3 separate regions of the Mus musculus genome follow, and all the other regions are linked to region 1. Evidence: chromatin loops called from intact Hi-C (ENCODE). Cell type or tissue: left cerebral cortex. All regions are shown on one strand. Region 1 holds the start of Wdr11 (WD repeat domain 11). Region 2 overlaps Gm32884 (a long non-coding RNA gene). Region 3 overlaps Sec23ip (Sec23 interacting protein).

Region 1 (8,000 bases):
AGGTACAGAGTTAGAGAGAGGATGGATAATGTCTACCGGGCCTGGCACCTGACTCTACTCCAGGCTGGAAACTGCCCAGACCTCCAGAAAGCCCCACTTCTCTTTATTTTCTGTAATTGGTACCTATCCCACTGACAGGCATGTTATCACACGGAACACTGAAATGCAGTGGTAGCCTGACCCTGCATCTGTGAAAGCCCTGCATATTCCCATTAAAGCATTATTATCTCTGTAATACAAAAGATAGAGGAAGAACAATGAAGGAAGATTAGGAATGATTATATCAAATTCCTACGGTGAGAGAGCAAGAAATGATTAATAGTCCCCTGATTTCATAAAAATATTGTATGTGTATTTCTCAAGATACAAGACTCTTAAAAAACAACCTTGGGCCAGGCAGTGGTGGCACATGTCTTTAATCCCAGCACTTGGAAGGCAGAGGCAGGCAGATTGCCAAGTTCGAGGCTAGCCTGGTCTACAGAGTGAGTTCCAGGACAGCCGGGTCTACACAGAGAAACCCCATCTCAAAACAAAACAAAACAAAACAAAACAAAACAAAACAAAAACAAAACAAAACAAACCCCACAACCTTGGGTGTTTATTCATTTGTGTGATTTCTATAGTTTCATACAATGAACATTTACTTATTCTAAATTTAACTGTAAAACAAAGCACACACACAGACACAGATATATACACATGCATGTGTGTGGCCATGAAAGGTAGCCTATTTTGGTTGAATGAGGCTTATTCCAGTGACCCAGTAGGAAACTCTACAAGGGATGGAATAGTGAGCCACATTCCCAGAGACAGGTGCCTGACACCACAGAGCCCCCAACTCCATAATTCTGTGACTATAAGTCATGCACACAAGCTTCTGGCATTTTGGCTAGACTCCACTCCCACAGTTATCTGACTATAGTCAAGTATGCTCCTCCCCATAGTTACCTGGCAACAGCAAGGTAGCCCAGCCCACTCTAAAAGGGGCTGCTTGATCTCTCCTCACTTGCTTTAAGCTCTCACCTTTCTTACTCTAATCTCTAGCCCTCCTTCTCTCTCCCTCCCCCTCCCCACGTGGCCATGGCCTGCCTCTCTCCCTCTTTCCATCTTCTCTCTTTCCCCCTGCCTTTCTACAATAAAGCTCTAAAACCATAGACTGTCTCTGCTCATCAAGGCCTGCCATGCTTGAACGATGGGACAGGTTTTCCCCTAACGAGCCGTGTCTAACCTCTCGACAGAAGACTCCTGTGCTCCAGCCATGGACCTGACCAAGGACTCTCACCCTCATGGGAACCACCCAGCACCCTCTCTCTCCCTGCCTTCTCCTCCTTTCGGCTCCAGGACTGACTGAGCCGCCCCTGGGGCCCCCATTTTGTTCTCAGCTCTTCCATGGTGTCCAGCAGTGTCTGGGATGCCCGAGACTGAGAACCTGTTATCTCTGGCCTCTATGAGGTCCAGAGACCTAGGACTTCCCCTTGTCCACCCCCAATGGGCTGGGTCCGTAGCTTCCCACAGTTGGACACACACACGTGGAAAGCGTGCAGCAATCCTCTGTGTCTGCCTGCCCAGAGCACCAGAACTCTGGCAGGACTCGGGTTTTCTCCCACTCCCTTTATTCCTCCACACCCACTGCCCCACATGCATGCATGCACACATGCACACGTGAACACACATGCACATATATGTATGCACGCATACATGCATATACCTACTTGAGCTATATAATTCCTTATATTTTAAAAGGTTGTTTGTATAGGTCAGGGCAGCCTAAGTCCATGCTCCTGTCCAACACTGGCCAGGAAAACTCTTCCTCTGGTCTGTTCGAAATGGATTGAATAAAGACAACCTTCATTTGACAAGTACTTAGAAGGAGGTTTTGTCAAGAGGACTGACATAAACTAGAGGCCAGCCTTGAGCTACATAGTGAGTTGTGGGCCACTCTGCTGCTACACAGTGAGTTCTGGGCCAGCCTGGGGGAAGAGGAAAATGAGAAAAAGAAAGAGAAAGGGATACAGAGTGAGGGAGGGGGAGGGGAAAAGAAAAGGAAGAGGAGGGGAAGGGGGAAAAGGAAGGGGAAGAGACAGATAAGGAAGGGAAAGGGAAGAGGGAGGGGAAGAGGAGAAGGGAGGAGAGGGGAGAGGAAGGAGAAGAGGGAAAGAGTGAGGGAGAGAGGGAGAGATGCATAGATAGATAGATAGATAGATAGATAGATAGATAGATAGATAGGTAGATAGATAGATAGATAGATAGATAGATAGATAGATAGATAGATACATGGTAGACAGAGAGATGATATCCCTTGTAGGCCAATAATTCTTTCAATATTGCCCCTGTATTCATTGAAATGATCTGATAGCCCTCATTTTAAAGCTGGCTGTCATGGTGTTTGTGTCTTGGAGGCTCACAAGCCAAATTGGACTCTATTTTCACCCAAATCCTTATCAATTCTTCTCTTGCAAGCCATGCCTTCAAAAAGAAAGGTCTTTATCTGCTAAAATGATATCTTAGAGGAAGCAATGCAGTCACTGAAAACAGCAGGCCTTGTTTTATGCCTATCAGTAAATAAACAAGGAATTATAGGAAGCTAAGTGTTACGTTAAGGCTTTGTAAATGTTTGGTCTAATTTAATCCTTTTCTCTGCCACAATAACAGGGGGAAGGAGTTTGTATTAGTGCAGGTTCTATCTCTCTGACAGAACACTATGATCAAGGCAACTTAGGAAAGACAAAGTTTATCTAGACTTACAGTTCTGGAGGGATAAGCATCAATCAAGGCAGGGAATTATGGCAACAGGCAAGATGGAGGAACACATGAGAACTACATTTCAAACCACAAGCAGAAAGCAGAGAAAACAAACTTGAGATGGTCTATCTAAGCCTTTAAACTCTCAAAATCTGTCCCCAGTGACACACTTCCTCCATCCAGGCCAGACCTCCTGAACCTACGAAACAACCGACAACTGAAAAATCAAATGCTCTAATGCTCAGGATGGTGAGGGACGTCTCACTGAAGCCAGCACAGAGGCTGAAAGGAGTTAAAGATGCTTCTCAGAGTCACAATGAGTGACCTAAAGCCCTCAGTAACACCGACCTTCCATGAGCCCCTTGAAGATGCAGGAGAAGAGGGACATTCATGTAGATTTTTACATATGCAAGCACTGAGCAGGACTATCAGCAGGGTTCCAAGAGTCATCATGCTATGCAGTTTCAGTAACTAAAAATACAGATGAAATCTACATATATAGTAAAGAATATCAAAAGAACAACTTACCAACATTTGTTTCATTTCATCATTTTTTAAGATTTCCTTTCATTTCAACTATGTGTTTATGTGAGGGTATGTTCTTGTGTAGGAGCAGGAGCACTAGAGTCTAGAAGGGTGTGAACCCTGGGAGTTGGAATTACAGGTGGTTGTGAGCTGTCTCACTCTGGTGCTGGAGAACACACTTAAGTCCTCTTAACTGCAGCCTTTGACTTTGCTGGGAATATTTGCGTAGCCAATTGACTCAAGGTTCATGTTGACATTTATGGAACGACAGTGGTTTTTTTATATACATCTTATATGTTTTAATATAAATCTTATATATAAATATTGTAATATAATCTATATATAAACATAGTATGTATTTATATTATGTATGTATATTTTATAATACTACATATTATAATATATAATTTCTATAATGTATTGTGCTATATATCATATAATATACATATCATAAAATATATTTCTATATTATATGTTTATTCAACACATACTTTTGTATATTTTAATAAACATTATATATGTATATATATATGAAAAGGAACTTCAATTTATAATAAACGAAGAATACTTATAACTCAGAAGTGAAAAGACAAAGTGAGCTAAAATATCCCAATAGGGTATTTTTAAAAATAATTACAAATGGCTAAATTGCTGCTAAAAGACACTCAACATCTTTACTCACTGAGTCTTCCTCACCTCACTTGTGTGTTGGCCAGATTTCCAAATCTGAAACAAGCACCCGAGATACTCAGTCTCTAAAGGACAATATCTCGGAGCTTCTAGTCCATGCCTGGTTTGCCCCATTGTTCTTGAACCTATACCATGGTGACGATGCACAGCAAGATGGCAAAACCTTTCACTTCATGGGCCACAAAAAATAAGGAGGAAAAGACCAGGGTCCAACAATTCCCTTCAACAGCACCTCCCACCCCAACCTGGGCGCTTCTCCTAGTGATCTAAAAACCTCCCAATGGGCCCTTCTTCCTAAAGTAGGGAAAATCACGTTTTTTAATACATGGTCCTTTGGGAGCGAGTTATGCAAACCCTATTAGCCAGGATAGTTATCACATAATAAAAAGAGAACAAACATTAGTGAGCATTAGTGAGTAGACAGTCACTGTGTCTTCTCATGCAGGACCCTTCTACAACAAACAGTGGCTGGCAATGGTAGTTGCCCTAAATTAACATATCAAAGGCAGAAAAGCAAACTGGGAGTTTTATTGTTTTGTTTTCACGATTTCCAGCAATCTTTCTCCCAAAAGGAAGAAAGCAGATGCGACTGGTAGCAGAACCCCTCTTCCATGCTTAGCTCCAACCCACACTCCATGGGATTCACTTGAGTTTCGGAACTTTGGAGAGGGAGGAACCTAGAAGTCCTAGTTCCTGGAGAGACGACGGACTATTGGAAGGAGGAACCTGGGATTTCACGGAACCCAACTGCTGGCGCGGACGCGACTACCCGGACTTTGGAACGGAAGAGCTGCTCGTGTCGCTTCCTGCCTGCCGGTGGGGAGGGCCGGGGTGCCGCCGCGATGTTACCCTACACCGTAAACTTCAAGGTGTCAGCGCGCACCCTCACCGGGGCTCTCAACGCGCACAACAAGGCGGCGGTGGACTGGTGAGGGCAGTGCTTCCGGCCTCGGCCGCAGTTCGCGAGGGGACGGGGAAGAACACTGGGCTTCCGGTTTTCCTCGCCTAGACCGCGGCCAGCGTCCCACAGCTCGCAGATTTGCTTTTAGTTGAGACATTTGTGTTGTCCTATAAGTCGCAAATGCCTGGAGCCGGCAGGTCCTCGGTGCAGACAGTTTCAGTCCTGGGTTCTTTCTCCGCATCTCATTCCTTTACTGTCCCCATTTCCTCTTCCCCAGCCTGCACCCGGGAGGGCTTCTCTCCTTGTCTCCTTTTCTCTTCCTGGTCCTGACTCTTTCTTACTCTTTCAGACTCCTCTTTTTCACTTAGATGCATTCAACAATGCCCCAAACTGTGTCCTGTCACTTACCTACTCCCACTTTTATCTTTACTGGTTCCCGTGAAGCACGGCCTCCACAGCCAGTTCTCTTTCCACAGTGAAATAACACCCAGGTTCTGAGAACTAACCATGTGAGGCAAATCCTATTACTGTTGTGCTAGGAATGTTGCTGCGGAGGCTGAGACCTCTCATGTACTTTTTTATCTGATTGAAAGGACTAAGACTAGTCACTCATCCTAGGGGCATTGTGGATTCTATGTTGTTATAAAAAATAAATGTTATTAAATGCTGAATAAGACAGCATGTGTTCATACAAAACCAGCCCAGATTGGTTTTGCACATCAGAGCTCTTTGTAGATATCTTTTAGAACTGTTGATCTGAGTGAAAATGAGTCTCAATAAATATTTGTAAACTTAGCTGGGGGTGTTTTGTAAATGGAACAATATCACAAGCCTTTCACTTTAAGAAGTACTACTAATAATGGCACATGTGAACTAGATTTGTTTATGATAGGCAAAGTTGAGTCGCTTTGTTTTATATTTTAACACTTGTTTCGCCAGGGGCTGGCAAGGTTTAATTGCATATGGATGCCATTCACTGGTGGTAGTGATCGATTCCAATACTGCCCAAACTCTACAAGTTCTAGAAAAACATAAAGCTGATATTGTTAAGGTAAGTTAAGTCACACATCAGCCCCATAACCTCAAGTTTAATACGTCATCAGGTTCTCATTAAGTCATAGATATAAATACAATTATCTAGGGTTGCCTAGCATTTACATACCCATGACTTAATGTCAATCCAGAATACATTGTTAAGTGCTAGTTCTGGGGCACTTTGAAAAGGTGAGTGGAAATACCAGTTCTGTCATTTACCATAGCACCCCCTCATCCATTAGTTTTGAACACTGACTACCATGTGCTAAGAAAATATAAAGTGTAACTGTCTTTGTGGGTGTGAGTCACACTGTGGTTTTGATTTGTGATTTCATGGCGAATATAATCTGTGATTTCATGAACATCTTTTCATAGACTTGCTGGTTATTTGTGTGTCTTTGTAAAAGCCCTGTGACCGTTTGTATATGCTCGGCCCAGGGAGTGGCACTATTAGAAGGTGTGGCCCTGTTGGAGTAGGTGTGTCACTGTGGATGTGGGCTTTAAGACCCTCATTCTAGCTGCTTGGAAGTCAGTGTTTTACTAGCAGCTTTCAAATGAAAATGTAGAACTCTCATCTCCTCCTGCACCATGCCTGCCTGGACTCTGCCATGCTCCAGCCTTGATGATAATGGACTGAACCTCAGAACCTGTGAGCCAGCCCCAATTAAATGTTGTCCTTATAAGAGCTGCCTTGGTCATGGTGTCTGTTCACATTAGTAATTAAGTAACTAAGAAAAATGCCTACTCTGATTCTTGGCCCACTTTGAAATGTGTTGCCTTGTTACTATTAAATCGTGACCTGAATGAGCCCCTTATCAGACGCATAACCTGCAGATATTTTCTCTTATTATTTGGTCTTCTTTTCATTTCTTTTGACAGTGCCTTTTCAAGAACAAATGGTTTTAATTTTGATATAATTTATTCTTTATTTTACTTTTCCATTTATTTGTGCTATATCCAAGGAATCACTGGTTTCTCCAACATCAAGCAATTTACAAGTTTATTTTTAGCTTTTTATTTCAGTCCTTGATAAATTTTAAGTTAATTTTTGTATTTGGTATGAAGTTGAGGGAAACTATATCATAGGACATATTCACTTATGTCCTATGGTCTTGATAAACTTACTTATTAGAACTAGTAATTTTGGGCTGGATTTTTAGACATAGATATAACCATGACATCTGCTAACCAGAGCAATTTAATTCAGTAATTTCCACTTGCTTATTTTTGTTTTTCTTTCCATATTGCATTGGCCAGGACCTCTAACTTCAGTGAGTCAGAATGCTAAGTGGTACTTCTATAGCTTAGGGGAAGGCATCCAGGCTTTCATCATTAAGTTTTATATAAAGTAGAGAGGTTTTAATTTGAGGTTTTCAAGGAGAGAAGTGTTGTCACCTCCCCTTTCTCTTTCCTCTTTTGTCTTTTCTGGAGTTTCATTTATGTGTAGACTTGGGCTTCAATTTGATAAGTCTGTTTTCTTCTGAACCTGAAGAAATTATTGTCAATTCTTGAAGTGAATATCTTGGTTAATTTTATCAGCTTTTGTTGGTGTGAGGAAATATTTTGCCTTTGGTTCTTTTTTTGTTTGTTTTGTTTTAAATATTCTCAAAGGACATAAGATTTCTGGGTTGGTAGTTTAATTTTCTAGAAGTAATTTTAAAATACCACTTCATTATCTTCTAGCTCACATTACTGATGAGAAATTCTTTCTTGGGTTCTTTCTATGAATTGTACCTTCCTATGTTCTCTCTGTTTTCTGTAGCTTGGTGTGCATAGTTGATTATGCAGACGTTTATAAATAAGTGTCTTAGAAGTTATGTAAATAGACCTCAGTGCTGTAACTTCATACATGCACACACGTTTCTTCCTATTCAGAGTAATTATATCCCATAATGTCATTGCAGACATGGAGTTAGGAAATACTAACTCATTGTTTTCTAAGCAGTCAGCTTCCTGTGACCCTCTGGACACACATTGTATCACCTCATCAGTACATAGCCTTTGTGTATTCCTGTTCCTACCTAAATTGAATTCATTACCAACAGCTGCATCTCTGAACAGAGCTACTTCACACTTTTTTTCTGGTTAGGCACATTGTAACCTCTTG
Region 2 (8,000 bases), 730 kb before region 1:
ATTTTGAATTTCAATTCATTAGGATATGTTGGTAATATTAATTTTCATACTGAGATATTAAGGAAAAGTGATTGTTACTTCCTGTTAATTTTCTTGTTAGAGGTGGAATTATGTTTGTGTGGGTTTGTTGAAAGATTACTTTCCTTGCTTCTTCTAGGGTGTAGTTTCACTCCTTGTGTTGGTGTTTTCCATCTATTATCCTTTGTAGGGCTGGATTTGTGGAAAGATATTGTGTAAAATTAGTTTTGTCATAGCATCTCTTGTTTTCTCCATCTATGGTGATTGAGAGTTTTGCTGGGTATAGTAGCCTGGGCTGGCATTTGTGTTCTCCTAGGGTCTGTATAACATCTGCCCAGGATTCTCTAGCTTTCATAGTCTCTGCTGAGAAGTCTGGTGTAATTCTGTTAGGTCTGCCTTTATATGTTACTTGACCTTTTTCCCTTACTGCTTTTAAAATTCTTTCTTTGTTTAGTGCATTTGGTGTTTTGATTATTATGTGATGGGAGGAATTTCTTTTCTGGTTGAGTCTATTTGGAGTTCTGTAGGCTTCTTGTATATTCATGGGCATCTCTTTCTTTAGGTTAGGGAAGTTTTCTTTTATAATTTTGTTGAAGATATTTACTGGCCCTTTAAGATGGGAATCGTCACTCTCTTTTATATCTATTATCCTTAGGTTTGGTCTTCTCACTGTGTCCTGGATTTCCTGGATGTTTTGGGTTAGGAGCTTGTTTGCTTTTTGCGTTTTCTTTCATTGTTGTGTCAATGTCTTCTATGGTATCTTCTGCACCTGAGATTCTCTCTTCTATCTTTTGTATTTTGTTGGTGATGTTTGCATCTATGACTCCTGCTCTCTTTCCTAGGTTTTCTAACTCCAGGGTTGTCTCCCTTTGTGGTTTCTTTATTGTTTCTAGTTCCATTTTTAGATCCTGGATGGTTTTGTTCCTTTTCTTCGTCTGTTTGATTGTGTTTTTCTGTAACTCTTTAAGGGATTTTTGTGTTTCTTTTTTAAGGGCTTCTATCTGTTTACCTGTGTTCTCCTGTATTTCTTTAAGAGAGTTATTTATATCCTTCTTAAAGTCCTCTATCATCATCATGAGAAGTGATTTTAGATCTGAATCTTGCTTTTCCAGTGTGATGGTGTATCCAGGACTTGCTATGGTGGGGGAATTGGGTTCTGATAATGCCAGGTAACCTTGGTTTCTGTTGCTTATGTTCATACACTTGCCTCCCACCATCTGGTTATCTCTAGCGCTACCTGCCCTGGCTAGGTCTGACTGGAGCCTGTCCTTCCTGTGATCCTGGTTGTGTCAGAACTCCTCTGAGTTAAGCTGTCTCTGTGATCCTGTGATTCTGGGATCCTGTGATCATGAGATCCTGGGTGTGTCCGAGCTCCTGGGAGTCAAGCTGCCTTTGGGATCTTGAGATCCTGATGTGACCAAGCTCCTGTGATCCTGTGATCCTGGGCGTGTTAAAGTACCTGGGAGTGAAGCTGCCTCTGGGTGTTGTGGGGCTGGCTGCTGAGTTTGTGCCCAAGGTCTAGACGCTCAGGGCGCCAGCCCAGAAAGCAAGTCTTGTAATTTTTGTGTGTGTCCATGTAGTATGTGGTATGTAGTAGCACACACACATAGATCCATATATCCATATATCCATATATTTATACATCCATATATATCCATATATTATATATATCAGTCCATATAATTTATATTTATTTAATGTGTATGGGTGTTTTGCCCACATGTTTGTCTGTACACCACATGCATGTCTGTTGCCCATGAAGGTCAGAAGAGGACATCAGATCTCCTGGAACTGGAGTTACAGATGTCATAAGCCACCATGTAGGGGTTGAGCCATTTCCCCAGTCACCAAATAGTCTTACAATTAAATGGAATTTGAACTATTTGTTATAAATCTTGCCACAGAGAATATTATATACATAGATATACTGGGGATTTCTATTAGACATTCAAAAAACAAATACTTCTAATTTCATGTGAATGATTCCAGAATATTTAAAAAGAGGAAAAAATCCTCCACTCATTTTGAGATATGCATGTGTATTTATGTTTATGTACGTATGTGTTATATGTATGTGTGTTTGCATGTGTGCGCATGTGCACATCAGAGAACAGATCTGTGAGGCAGTTCTTACCTTTTTTACCCAGGTCCTGGCAATCAAACTGAGGTCATTAGACTTATGAAGATTTACCCACTGAGCCAGTTCTCTGCCCCTGGCCACAACCAATTTTATATCTGCAGATTCCATTTTCAAATGAATGTAAGTTCCTGTCTACTAGAATCTTCAGGGCATGGCTCAGCACCTAGCACAGGGTTACCAAGAAGTCCAGGCTAGCCCTTTCCCGTGTCTCAGTGCTCCGTTTCCATATTTTTTTCTAATAAATTCTGAATGTTGCTGAGGAAGTGTACCAGGAAACACAGTGGTAGAATTTTGTTTTTCTGCCTGAAAATGACAACTGAGGCTGAGAGATTAGTGATCAAATGGCAGACCTGCTTCGCCTGGAGCTTGTGTATCCCTGGGCTTTTAAATTTAAATTTTTATTTTCTGAGAATTTCATACATGAGTACTGTATTTACATCGTAGGCTGTATTTACATCATTTCCACCCTTTTTTCTGCCCCTCCAACCCCTCCCACTTCTCCTCCCTAACACTCGAAGCTCTTCTTATAGAATTATTATTGTTAGACACACACACACACACACACACACACACACACTACTGAATCTGTTTAATATTTAGGGCTGACCTCTTGAATTTAGAGATGCTACCAGGGAGCTGGTACCTGAAGAAAAACGATTCTCCTTTTCTCAGAAGCCATTAGTTGTCGTTGTCCTTCATTTAGAGGTAGGGCCATCCACATCGGCATGGCTGATGTGGTCTTATGTAGGTCTTGTTTAGGCATGCACACTGCTGAGATCTCATGGGGGTAGCATCCCTGTCGTGTCTAGAGGATACTATCTCACAGCAGGCACCCTGGTTGTCTGACTCTTACAACCATTATATGACATTTCTTGTTATTTTCTCCGAGCCTGAGATACAGGGGTTGCATTGTAGATGTACCATTTGGAATTGGGCACCCCATGGCCACTTAGTCTCTGCAATTTGACCAGTTCTGGATCTCTGTAATGGCCTCTGTCAGGTACAAGAAAAGATTCTTTGATGAGGGATGAGAGCTGCATTTATCTGTAATACCTCTCCCCATTATTTCTCTTTGGAATTAGCAAATGCCTTGCAGTGAGAATATTTTAATTTTGGAAGAGTATCTTTTTGAAGTGAGATGTAGTGAGTAAGGTCTTGAAATTCAAGGGACACAACAAATAGGAGGATTATTTGAATCAGTAAGGATTGATACAGCAAATTTTAATAGTCTCTGTCTCAAGCAGTCCCACCCCAAACTTGGCAGAAATTGTTTTAATCAAATCATGGCTGAGTGCAGGAGACCAATTCACAAGCTTCCAGCAGATGGCGCTAGAGCACGCACTGTAATCAAGGAGGTCTATGGGTCCACAGGAAGCGCTCAAGGCACTGCTAGACACTAAGGAGACCACAGCAGGTGCCTTTTGTGGGTGTCAGGTGAACCCAACAACACTCCCCCTCCTCCCTTCCCCTCTCAGGCCACCACCACTGAGTCTCTAGTGGAACAGGTTATCATTTCAGAGTGACTTTGAGAAGTTGGGGGACAACTCTTGCTGGAGGATACCATGGGTGGAATCAGTTGTCGAATTTGCATTTTTGGCAACTAAATGGTCTTGATAAGATGCAAAACCTTGGGAGGCAGAGGCAGGAGAGTGAGTCCAAGGCCAACCTGGGCTTCAATTTGGAACTTTGGCTCTGCTGCATACTGTCCCAGCCGTGTTGCTTCAGGACACAAGTGAGACCTGTCCCTTTTGGAAGTCCTCCAGCCTTGTGGCCTCGAATGACATGTAGCTCCTGCTCACTGGGAAGTCTTCCATTTATTAACAGCTCCCTTGGGATTTAGGGAAGAGAAAGTAAAGGGAGCCCAAAATCCCAGTGCAGCATCTGGCAGGAGAAAGGCTGGCAGAATCAAGATCAGAGTAAATGGACTAATCACACAGAGGGATTTCCATTTGTCCCGATGCCAGCACTGATGTCACAGTCACCGCCCCAGGCACAGTCACCGCCCCAGGCTTACAGCAGATTCATACTCTCCTGGACTGAGAAGCAATCTGAAGGCTTGGTTCCCCCAAGCCTCTGCCCAGATGGCACACATTTATTCCAAGGAGTGTATTAGTCAGCTTCCCATCACAATAAAATACCCGAGGGAGTTAATTTATGAAGAAAACTCTTCTGTTTTGGCTCCTGATTCTGGTCCAAAGTTGAATATGTTGCTTCTCTGAGGAGAAGCTCAGAATCACCTGAGGTGGAGCACACTGTTCATCCAGTAAGACACACCTCTAAGGACTTAAGGACCTCTCAGATGGTCCAGGTACCACAGTAAGACACACCTCTAAGGACTTAAGGACCTCTCAGATGGTCCAGGTACCACACAATAAGCCTTTAAATCCTGGAGCTTTGGGGAAAGCTACCCACATTCTGGAGATAGTTGTAAAGGACATCTTACTCTCCCCGGGAGTGACAGAGAATTTGCCCCAAAGCGTCCCAAGTGAGAGATGCTAAGGGTGGGGCATTTTCCAAGTGGGGCAGAGAATCTTAGCACGTAGTCGAGGCAGACAGTTAACCATAGGTGAGTGCCCTGGGAGGGTCTGAACGGGACAAGCCACATGGGACAAGCCACAGAGGCCAGCCTCCCTGTCTGCCCTGGAACTGATCTGTACACATTGTCTTCATGTTCTTTCAGTGTCGTGGTGATAGTTCCGTGGAAAGTGACCAACTACTGGATGAACAGGAGCTAGCCTGAGCATGACCAGGTCACTTTATAAACGTGTGTTTCCTTCCTTCCTTCCTTCCTTCCTTCCTTCCTTCCTTCCTTCCTTCCTTCCTTCCTTCCTTCCTTCCCCCCCCCCTCTTTCTTTCTTTATTGTATATAAGTACAGCATTGCTGTCTTCAGACACACCAGAAGAGGGCATCAGATTCCATTACAGATGGTTGTGAGCCACCATGTGGTTGCTGGGAATTGAACTCAGGACCTCTAGAAGAGCAGTCGGTGCTCTTAACTGCAGAGTCATCTCTCCAACCCACACATTTTTTTAAAATGTATTTTTAAATTTATTGTTTGAGAATTCCAGTCACAAATTTTGACCATATCGACCCTCTTCTCTAACTCCCCCAGTCTCCTCAAACACATTCCCCTGCCCCCAGCTTCAAAGGTACCTCTGTTTTCTTATCACTAAGATAGCTGGGACTGCAGTGTGACGTCTGTACCTGGTCCTACTTCATTCCTCCTGCCTTGCTGCTCTCTCTCTGTGGACCTCTCTCAGTCTGGAAAGCCTCGTCTGGAACAGGAGAGACTCACTGGGGTTGAGTGGGGAGCGCTTTGGGACCTTACAGAAACCGTGACTCTGAAGTCTGCTTCTTGGGTTTGGGTGGGTGAGACACACACAGATGAGAAGCTACAGAAGGTTCTAGCGAACAGAACTGGTCCCACCTGGGGAAACGATGCTAGACAAACCAGCAGTAGCTGGTAAGAAAATTGTACTGAGGGCTAGAGTCTTAGGAAGCCACGGGATGCTAATGACTTCATTCAGTTCTGTTGCTGCCTGCAAATATATGATGTGAATTTTAATTGTAAACTTCTCACATTGCAATATCCATGGATGCGGTGTAAACCCAAGGGAGACAAGAGAGTTTAAGAGATTTGTTCGGTCAGAATGGATATGATCCCAAGTCTCAAGTGGGCCAGAAAACTTAAGTTCATTCATGTGGAGTAAGCATGGTCTTTGTAAAACATCCCTGACCTGGTTTCCCATTGTAAATGGCTTGTTCTCTCTCTCTTTTTCTGAGAGAGAGAGAGAGAGAGAGAGAGAGAGAGAGAGAGAGAGAGAGAGAGAGAGAGAGAGAGAGGGAGAGAGAGTGTGTGTATGTGTAGATGTATGTGTATGGCACTGAATTTATCCATCTGTCCATTGATGGACATTTGGCTATTTCTGCTTTTTGACTAATGATGACACAGAGGACCATGTGGCAACTTTTAGGATGGTTGTATAATCTTTGCAACAGTCCTTGCACAGCATGCAGTGAAGCACAGTGATGATTCCAGCAGGTCTACGGGAGTAGGAAGAGAAGAAAGTCATGCTAATTGGCAAGCTCAGGATGGCTTTGCTTTGTCACTCCTTTACTGACCTTGGTTCTCATGATTAACTAGACAAAATTTAATGCACAGTAACTGGTGATATTTGCCAGCTCTACCTTGATGCGGTTACCACTGCCAACCCCCAGCAGAACCATGGCATTTTCTTTCATGTGTAGACCTGCCTTTTATGAAGCATTTGTCTTTATTTTGATAGATTCTTGTTCGTGTCAACTTTCCTCAAGCAATCTACATTGAATTTCTACAAATAAACCACATTTCCTATCACTTAGGGAGATAGAGAGTCAAAGACAGAGGAAGCCCTTAGGCTCCAGTTTCAATTTCTCCAGCAGCAATCTTTTCTCAGTGGTGGCACATTCTAAGACTGTCCTACAGAGACCCTTTTTCTTGATGAAAAATAGGAGCTGACCTATTTTCCCCTATTAAATTTTGACATGTTCTTTTCATTAAGTTAAAATACCTGCACTCAGTGCTTTGATATGCTCTCTCTCTCTATTTTCTGATTCAATAGAAAAATGTGCTATGGTGAGAAACAGTCCAGCAGACTGCGCATGCGGAGTCTCAGAGGTAGGTTGTTTTGTGCCAATAGATGTCATTCGGTTTTAGTGAAGTTCTCACTTTGCATTTGTTAGAATGTTGCTCTAGTTTTTGGAGACAAACTTATTAGGAAGCTGAGGTGGGGGTTAAAGAGTCATTCGCCCCTAGAGGGAGTTCCCTGAATCCTCCCTCATCCTCAGAGTCCTGGTGATTGATTGAGGTTTGCACTGTCAGGGAATCCTTCCTGATGAGCATTGCAGGAGCGGGTGGAGGGGGCACAAACCCTAGGGCGATTTTCTTTGCTGCTGGTGATTTAGTTTGCTATCAAGCCGTTCCTACTGTGGCTTTAGACATATTGCCGTATGTCAGATTCCAGATGAGAAGTCAGACAGGACGGTTTTTGCTTTTCTCCTAGCCTCAGGTTCCCATTTCTGGTTTTGTGATAGATGGCAACAGAATAATGACAGAAACAGGTACCTTGGAGTAAAAAAAATGTTGAGTGGGGGATGCAGTGAGATAGGGTCACTTGTTTTGGATCAAAACTTCCTGTTCTCTCTCATGGTTTCAATATGAAATGCCTTGTGTGTTTGAACACTTGATCCCATCTGGTGGCACTGTTTTGGGAGGTAATGAAAGGAGTGAGTAAACAGGGGTGGGCATAGGCCTTCAGACTGTAAGCTCCTTCCCACTTCCTGTCCTCTACTTCCTATAGTGAGGGGATGAGATGTGAGCAACCAGTCGCATCACACACCCAGCACTGTAGAACTGAACACTACTGTGCCTTCCCTGCCATGATAGGTGATAGTCCCTCAGATGTAAGCTAAAATAAACCTCTCTTTCTTTCTTTCTTTCTTTCTTTCTTTCTTTCTTTCTTTCTTTCTTTCTTTCTTTCTTTCTTTCTTTCATTCTCTCTCTCTCTCTCTCTCTCTCTCTCCCTTCCTTCCTTCCTTCCTTCCTTTCTTTCTTTCTTTCTTTCTTTCTTTCTTTCTTTCTTTCTTTCTTTCTCTCTCTCTTTCTTTCTTTCTTTCTCTCTCTCTCTTTCACTCTTTCTTCCTTTCTTATAAAAAGTATTTTATGTGTATGGGAGTATACTAGATAGTTTTATGTCAACTTGATATATATTAAAGCTATGTGAGAGGAGGGAATCTCCAATTAAGAAAATGTCTCTGTAAGATGAGGCTGTAGGCAAACCAATAGGGCATTTTCCTAATTAG
Region 3 (8,000 bases), 810 kb before region 1:
GCCTGAGTCCTTGGAAGCAGCAACAAACTGCAGCACACCACCAGGAGATTTTTGGTGTGTTTCTCTCTATGGCGTCCTGCAGCTCAACTATGCAGTGTAAGGCAGACCAATGCATGCGTGTTGTCAGCAAAGGCTCCTTCACCTCGCGTCCTTTCACGTGCTTGCTTTAGCAGAGCATCCTCTCTCCTGTGTCTGCTTCAGCGAAACCTTCCTTCACGAGTCTGCCTTAGCCTCTCACACCGTGTCCACTTTAATTCCTTCACGTGTGCCCCAGCAAAATGCCATCAACCAATTTTCCAAAGAACCCTTGAGTTTCTTCTTCCTACCAACATGACAAAAAGACATTCCCTGCCCCTGAAGTAGAGCGAAGAGGAAGACTTCATAAACACAGCGTGTTGCCACACGGATGGCTGTGCTTTCCTTGAGACGCCATGCAAACTATCTCAGATATGCTCCTTCATACAAATCCTTTTTCTGACAGGAAATTTGCCTTAAATGGATTTTTTTTTTTTTGAGAGAGTCTTGTGTATCCTGGCTGGTTTCTAAGTCACTGCATCCAAGGGTGACCCTGGGCTTGCTTATTCTTTTGCCTCCAGCTCTTTAAGGCGAAGATAGAATGGTAATAGAAGTAACCGAGACTACTGAAGATTAGAACTCCTCTTTGTGCTGATAAGTGCTTTCTGTGGCCTTGGGCTCCATTATACTGAGTTTAGCACTGTGAAAATCTCCATGTTATAACACTAGCAGAAGCAAAAGACGTCATGAACCTTGACCAAGTGTAGGAGCAGGCCCGGTGGGTGCTGCAGGTTCTGCAGTTTGAGGCAGAGGTACTGCTGTGCTTCTGTGCTGTGTTTATTATCTCAGAAGTGGAGCAGAATGCCACAGACTCTGAAGTTTTAATGGGCCATGCTTACCTTCTTCAGCTCACAGCAGCCACCTCTGAGAGGCCTCCGTGTTTGCATGCTTGGGAGCCAGTGCAGAGCCAAGAACATTGAAAAATTCAAAGGGTTTTGTATATGTGTCTGTGGTAATATTTTCTTACTGTGTTTTTTCCTAGGTTTCTGTTGCTTACAGCTCGTTAGACTTTGAACCGGAAATTTTCTTTGCCCTGGGCTCTCCGATCGGCATGCTTCTCACTATTCGAGGAGTGGCTAGGATTGATGAGAAATATCGCCTCCCTACCTGTAAAGGTTTCTTCAATATTTACCATCCGGTGAGTTACTGTGCACTTTAAAAAGATGAAAGTTCTCTCCTCTTCATCCGGATAGATTCTTAGGTTCTTACTTGAAATTAATAGCAGTCATGATTTGCAAAGCTCAGCTTCCGTCCTAAGAGTCTGATGACACTTCAATAAGTATTTGTACCAGAAAGCTTTTACTCAAAGGAGAAACAGGTTAGTTGCTCTGCTTGCAAAGTAATTTCACCTACAAATCACAAATCTTATAATAGCCAGTAGCTGAGGAAGGTGTGGAAATGTCACTCTCTGGCTGGCCAAGTAGCTGTGTGCTTCCCTGACTGTGGCCTGTAACTTCAAGTAAGTAATTGACGGTGCCTGCTTCTCTTCCTTCAGCTCGACCCAGTGGCGTACAGATTAGAGCCTATGATTGCTCCAGATTTGGACTTAAAAGCTGTTCTCGTTCCACATCACAAAGGCAGGAAGAGACTTCACTTAGGTAAGAAGCGAAGATTTACTGCAGAACAGGCAGAAGGTTAGGAGGTCAAGGTTGTTCCTGGCTGCAAAATGAGTTCAAGGCACTGAGTCACATCAAAACTATCCGGCAATCTATAGTGAATCATGAACATTTAAACAATTTATGTGTGATGTCTTTGTGTATGGGCACATGCATGCCACTGTGCATATGTGGAGATAAGAGGACAGACAGCTTTAAGAAACCAATTCTCTCTACAGAGCCCTGGCTGTCCTGGAACTCACTCTGTAGACCAGGCTGGCCTCGAATTCAGAAATCCACCTGCCTCTGCCTCCCAAGTTCTGGGATCAAAGGCGTGCGCCACCACTACCCGGTTTAAGAGGGCAGCTTTAAGGAACCAGTTCTCTCTACAGGGCCTTGGCTGTCCTAGAACTCAGTATGCAGATGAGGCCTGGCCATGAACTTACAAGAGATCTATCCACCTGCCTTTCCCTCCTGAGTGCTGGGATTTAAAGATTATATGCCTAGCACCTGCTGTTACAGACCTGTCTTAAGAATTCCAGTAAAAGTTTATAGGATGATGTTTATGTTATGGTGTTTGAACCTCTTTTTTAAAAAAATTGTAGGTTTGGAACAGATCAAATTGCTAAGAAGAAATGGTTTCAGTGGCACATCCTGTAATCTTAGTGCTCTGGAATCTGAGACGTGAGGGTCACCCTAAGCTTGAGGCTCCAAGACCATGTGTCAGAAAACAAACAAACTAAACAAACAAAAAGCCAGGCATGCAAGTGCATACTTACAATTTTAGTACTTGAAGGCTGAAGCAGGAAGATTTCAATTTTAAGGCCAGCCCTACATAGTGAGACCCTGTCTCAAAAAACTCAACCCCAAGTCAACATTTTATCCTATTGTGGGTTCTTGGTTCCAGGAAGCTCCCTAATGCTAGTTAAGGTGGGAGGAGGAGGGGGGGGAGGAGGGGAGCTTCTCTGGGACGTGGTTAACTTTAATTTCTGGAGCATAGCATGTAGTGGCTAAGTAACCTGGGGTATCATGTGAATCCGTTCAGAGTTGAAAGAGAGCCTTTCTCGAATGGGATCCGATCTGAAGCAGGGCTTTATCAGTTCTCTGAAAAGTGCTTGGCAGACACTCAACGAATTCGCGCGTGCTCACACCTCTACTACTCAGCTGCAAGAAGAATTGGAGAAGGTGGCCAACCAAATCAAAGAGGAAGAGGAAAAGCAAGTAGTTGAAGGTAAATGGGATACTGGAAGCATTTTCCAGGACAGACTGTGCCCGAAGAGCATAATGCTTGTGCATCGTTGGAGAGGTTTTCTTTCCAGACAGATTGTGTCAGATTGGATGGACCCCTTCCCTAAAGGGGATGGAGTCCTGACATCCTGCAGTGTCAGATGCAGCTGCTAATTAAGTTTTATTGGCTATTTCTTGGCTTTTAGCTGCAATTTCAGGTTTTATTTAGATTGTTCAGGCTGGGGAGGAATATGAGTTGAGAGCTAAGTTTGTATTCAGGCTTGGTAAAGACTCTATGAGGTTCCATCCTTCTCTGAAGGAATGGGGAGTGAGCCTGGTAGCTCCCCAGCTGCTATGTGTGTCAAGCGATATTCATTGAACACAGAGTCAGCTAAAGTCAGAGGATAATGATTAAATGATTGACTTTGATATCGAAATGGCTTAAATTCTAGCAGAAAAGATTGTTGAAAGTCCAGAACTTTCCAAGGACGAGGACTACTTAGGAAAGGTTGGAATGTTAAATGGAGGCCGCCGGATTGATTATGTTCTTCAAGAAAAGCCAATCGAGAGTTTCAATGAGTATCTCTTCGCTCTTCAGAGTCACTTATGCTATTGGTAAGTATTCTTCACTTTGATTCTCTTTGATTGGCTTTAACTCGTACAGTGTTTTCACTGTGGTGAAAGTCTTTGTCTTAATTGCCCGTTTATAATAGACTTAATAAATTCTACCACTGAACTCACACATTCAAAAGCATTCCCCCCTTTAAGGTTTTGTTTTACGCTCAGAGTGGAGATGCTAAGGAAGGATTGGCTAGCAGCTTACATTTCTGACTCACTAACCTTTCTAAAAGCTGCACAGAATGAGTTAGCCACGAGGTGGCAGTGTGCCATGTGCTTTTGCACCGTGTGCAGAGACCATTGTTGCTTGCACACTGTGTTTGTAGAGGTGTCTTTCATAGCTGGAGTGTGAGGGCATTAAAAGGCATCCTTCCGTACATGTTTAAGTGTTGTCTTCTTTCTGACAGGGGATCTGAAGATACTGCCCTCTTGTTACTTAAAGAAATTTATCGAACAATGAACATTAGTCCAGAGCAGCCCCAGCATTGAGCAGACTTGCATTTTACAGGGTGAGTTAATCCTTATTAAATGTGTACATGCTAATGTTTGTGTTGTTGGAATTTTGGGGTCCCTTTGTGATTGTCAGATGGCAGAGGGAAATCAGGTCATCTCTTGGGATTTTAGACTCAAATGGGCTCAAGTGGAGGCTCAAGGACACTTGTACTAGTGTTTAAAAGAAAAAAGTCCCAGCTGGGCAGTAGTGGTGCACTAACATTTCAGCACCCAGGAGGCAGAGGCAGGTAGATCTCTGTGAGTTCAAGGCTAGCCTGGTCTACAGAATGAGTTCCCAGGATAGCCAGGACTACATAAAGAAATCCTGTCTCAAAAAAACCACACACACAAAGAAAGAGTCTCAGGGTAGGCCAGCTGTAAGAGGAGAAGAGGAGAAGGGAACAAGGCCATTTAAGCTGGCACAGAAGTCAGATACATGGTAGACAGCCAGGGGGGAGGGGTGGGGAGAAGCTATAGGAAGGATGCTCCAAAATGCCAGGGAGACACATGCTTCAGCTCTGGCCAGGATCTAAAAGAAAGAGACAGGAAAAGGAAAAATTGTGCCTTTCAAACTCAGGCCTAAGACATGATGCCTCGAAGGGGGTAAAAGGCAGAGTAGAATTCTGGGAAGGGAAGAAGGTGCAGTTTCCTATTAAAAGGAAACTGTTCTGGCAATCTTGTTAGCATGGCCTAAGGCAAACCCACCCTCATAGGGATCGTCTGTTGGCCAGGTGCTTACACTTTCCCAGGCCAGAAACCTGTTCTCTTGACCAGGAGTTTTCTTAGAATAGCCCTTGATTACACTTGGATTCTGAGGTCTTTGGTGTGAAGTGGCTCTTTGTTACTGTTACAGTTGCACTATTTAAATTCAGAGTAGTGATTGATAATGAGGAAAGAAGTGGGTTTGTAACATTCATTTTATTGAAGGTTTTCCAGAGGCAGCTGTAGGTATGTCTGTAATTCCAGAACTCAGGAGTCGGAGTCGGAGGGTCTCAGTTTAAGGCAATCTCAGTGTGGGCAGTGCACTGAGATACCGCATAAACAAATAGACAACTTAAAAATCTAAGTAGGATTTGGGTTCTCTTTTTGACTCCCCTCCCCTTCCCCCCCTCCCCCCCTCCCTCCCTCCCTCCCTCCCTCCCTCTCTCTCTCTCTCTCTCTCTTTCTTTCTTTCTTTCTTTCAAGACAGGGTTTCTCTGGAACTCATTCTGTAGATCAGGTTGGCCTTGAACTCACAGAGATCTGCTTGCCTCTGCCTCCTGAGTGCTGGGATTAAAGGGCTGTGTCATCACCACCCGGTTTATTTTTGGTTTCTTTTAAAAATAGATTCCAGGGCATGGCAAATAGGGATTCTTTTGACTGTAGGTCCCGCAACTCAGTTCCTTGATTTCCCATCTGTAACAGAAAGGGTCCTCTGTTGAGTGATATCACAGGCACTCAGGACTCATTTCTGTACTGCCGAATAGCCGTAAGAAAGACTTCCTGTACTCCAGACATCATGTCCCTATTCATGTCATGAATGCAGGAGACAGTATCTATCATATGTGTCCCTTTAACTAGAAAAGCAAAGGCATGCTTTATGTGTTAGTAGATGCCAATAATCTCAGTCCTTGAGTGGACGAGGCAGAAGAATTCTGAATGTGAGCCCAGCTATGTAGTGCCCCAGCCCAATGCTATGTCCAAACAGTGGCTTAACCTGTTGATGGAGGTCTGTGCTGCGTGCCCCATGCAGCCCCTGGTCTGTATGAAGATTGTAAAGGCAATGTTTAAGTTCTGCTGATCTTGATAGAGAAAACACATAGGGAAGATGGCTAGGCTAGGTCTGTGATAAGTGATCCAGTCTGCAAGTGAGCCATACTGTGTGATCTTGATTGCCTTCCTGAGACACCAGGTACCTGTTTTCCTTAATAGGTTATGAAGTACTTAATTAAAACAAAAACAAAAACAGCCAGATGTGGAAGCCCATACTTTTAATCCTAATTCTCAGGCAGATAAAGATCGATGCCAGCCTGCAGAGAACGAACGGTGTGCGGAGTAGTGATTGCAGAGGCTCTGGTTGTCCTGTGGCGGGCGGGGTCCAGTGGGGCTGTCACACTGTTCAGCAAATACCTCATGGACTTGGGAGTGATTTTCTCAAACATTTATTTTAGATTTATGTTTATGTGTGCCTGAGTGTGAGAGAGAGAGAGAGAGAGAGAGAGAGTGTGTGTGTGTGTGTGTGTGTGTGTGTGTGTGTGTGCGTGCTGCTTGCATCCAGGAGCTGACGGAGGCCTGACAAAGGTGTTAGATCCCCTGTAGCTGGAAATACAGGTGGTTGTGAGCACCTGACTTGGGTGCCGGGACTAGAACTGTGGTTTTCTGCAAGAGCAGCAAGTGCTTTTAGTGGCTGTTCCATCTGCATGTCCCAGCATTTCTCTCTTTATATATCTTTTATATATATCTTTTATATCTCTTTTTATATATCTTGTTTGCTGTCTCCTAGCCTATCCTTGCTATGTCAGATAGTATGTGGTTTTACCACTTCAGCCTACATCCATGTATGCGTTGGGGTGTACATTTATATAGACATATTTATAGGACAGAGACTAAACATAGTGCCTTGTGTATGTTGTGCTGCTAAGCTACACGCTTAGCCTTGTTTACAATTTTTATATCTTTATAAATGAACTTTACATACATGTGGCTCAACTATTTTACTTAGTTATTTTATAGCTTTTAAATGAACATTTATTGTTTATATAGATGTATGTGTGTGCCATGCATGGTGTGTATGTGGAAGCCAGAGGACAGCCAGCTGGAGTAGACTTTCTTTACAGCATGGGGTCCTGGGACTTGAACTCAGGTTGTAAAATTGGGTCGTGAGCACCTTCACCCACTCTGAACCATCTCATGGCCCCTTTTGAGCAAGTTTCTTGCTCTGCATCTCACAGTTTTATTTATTAATTATTAACTTATCCTCCGTTGTTGAGTACGAGGTGATTATCTGCCTTCCCAGATTTCACTGTTATACATCATTTTGACTTTAGCTTTATACATAATTTTGACATGTAGCTTTATATTTTTTTGCCTGTTTCTGACTTGAGATAAACCCCTGAGTAGCACTGTCTAGAATATTACACATTTTGAAAGCTCTGATGTCGTATGGTTCAGTTGCATTCTAGAGAGGCCTCTCAATTTTCACATGTAATGTTATGCAAATTGCCAGTTTTTCTGACCCCTTTTAAACATTAGTTGTTACTTTTTTGAATTTTTGCCAATTAATCACCAAAAATTATTGACTCATCATTTTGGTTTTATTTCCATCACTAGTGAGCTCTTCTTCCCTCCCCTTTCAGTCAATTGCCTCTTTTTGCATTTTTCTGGAGGTATGGGGTAGGGAGGGACTTTGTTGGGTGTGTAGACCATGTATATCTGGCTAGTCTTGAACTCAGAGATCTGCCTGCTTCTGCCCAGGGCTGGTATTAAAGGTGTGCACCACCACACCCAGCTTTGTTGTGCTTCTTCGCCTCACTGAACTGGTCTTTGGTACAAGCCCCACACTTCCCCAACAGCCCCCATGCCCAGCCCAGCCCTTTGGAAGGTATGTGTGTCTGAAGACTTGTGCTTGAAGTCTGGTCTCTGGCAGTTGCTTGCAGTATTGGTTAGTAAGGTTGAGAGTTTGTGAAATTTACTGAGGATTTTTTAAAAAGACTCTCTTGTCTTTACAGGAAGTTCCAGCATGAGTGTCATTGCTGAGAGGCTCCTTGGTGGCTGATCCGTCTTTGCATCTATGATGGATGACAGAAAAGTGACTCAGCAACAATTGCTAGCGTGGACTTCTCAGATGTAGGAATTTGTTTTTAAAACAGAACAGAAAGATGCTGAAAAAAAAAATCAGTACTGTATTTGAACAGTGTAGAAGAAAAACTACAACCGTAAAATGATGCTGTGGGAAATTCTCAGATCTTTATAGTTATATAGTTATCTAAGTTGTGTCCTAATGAAGAGATATTT

Evidence for each region. A loop is a pair of places that touch in the nucleus more often than their neighbours do. Peaks named below come from ENCODE experiments on the same cell type or tissue, not always from the same donor. Only the 100,000 strongest peaks of a DNase experiment are listed, where the experiment ranks them.
Region 2: it touches region 1 in a loop (4-fold over the local background); 2 of 42 quality-filtered maps call a loop at or near these places.
Region 3: a loop joins it to region 1, with 3.0 times the contacts of the local background. A loop is called at or near these places in 2 of 42 quality-filtered maps.

The regions. Positions count from the first base shown.
Region 1 is chr7:129,587,179-129,595,178 of GRCm38, forward strand. Wdr11 (WD repeat domain 11) reads left to right here and starts at 4,685. Exons shown (of 29, transcript NM_172255.3): 1 at 4,685-4,885; 2 at 5,798-5,909. The coding sequence starts at 4,800. In left cerebral cortex, no CTCF peak of the experiment used is centred here; a DNase peak (open chromatin) is centred at 4,778; H3K4me3 peaks cover 1,825 bases; H3K27ac peaks cover 1,109 bases.
Region 2 is chr7:128,856,829-128,864,828 of GRCm38, forward strand. Gm32884 (a long non-coding RNA gene) reads left to right here. Exons shown (of 6, transcript XR_869964.2): 2 at 4,839-4,908; 3 at 6,761-6,816. Among named protein-coding and RNA genes, the nearest start is that of Gm32884, 4.5 kb to the left of the region's middle. In left cerebral cortex, a CTCF peak has its summit at 3,476 (motif pointing right); DNase peaks (open chromatin) are centred at 3,489 and 4,105.
Region 3 is chr7:128,775,714-128,783,713 of GRCm38, forward strand. It overlaps Sec23ip (Sec23 interacting protein), which reads left to right. Exons shown (of 19, transcript NM_001029982.2): 14 at 1,058-1,213; 15 at 1,571-1,673; 16 at 2,716-2,901; 17 at 3,350-3,512; 18 at 3,923-4,024; 19 at 7,715-8,000. The coding sequence ends at 4,004. Among named protein-coding and RNA genes, the nearest start is that of Sec23ip, 35 kb to the left of the region's middle. In left cerebral cortex, a CTCF peak has its summit at 3,766 (motif pointing right); DNase peaks (open chromatin) are centred at 2,816, 3,776 and 7,739.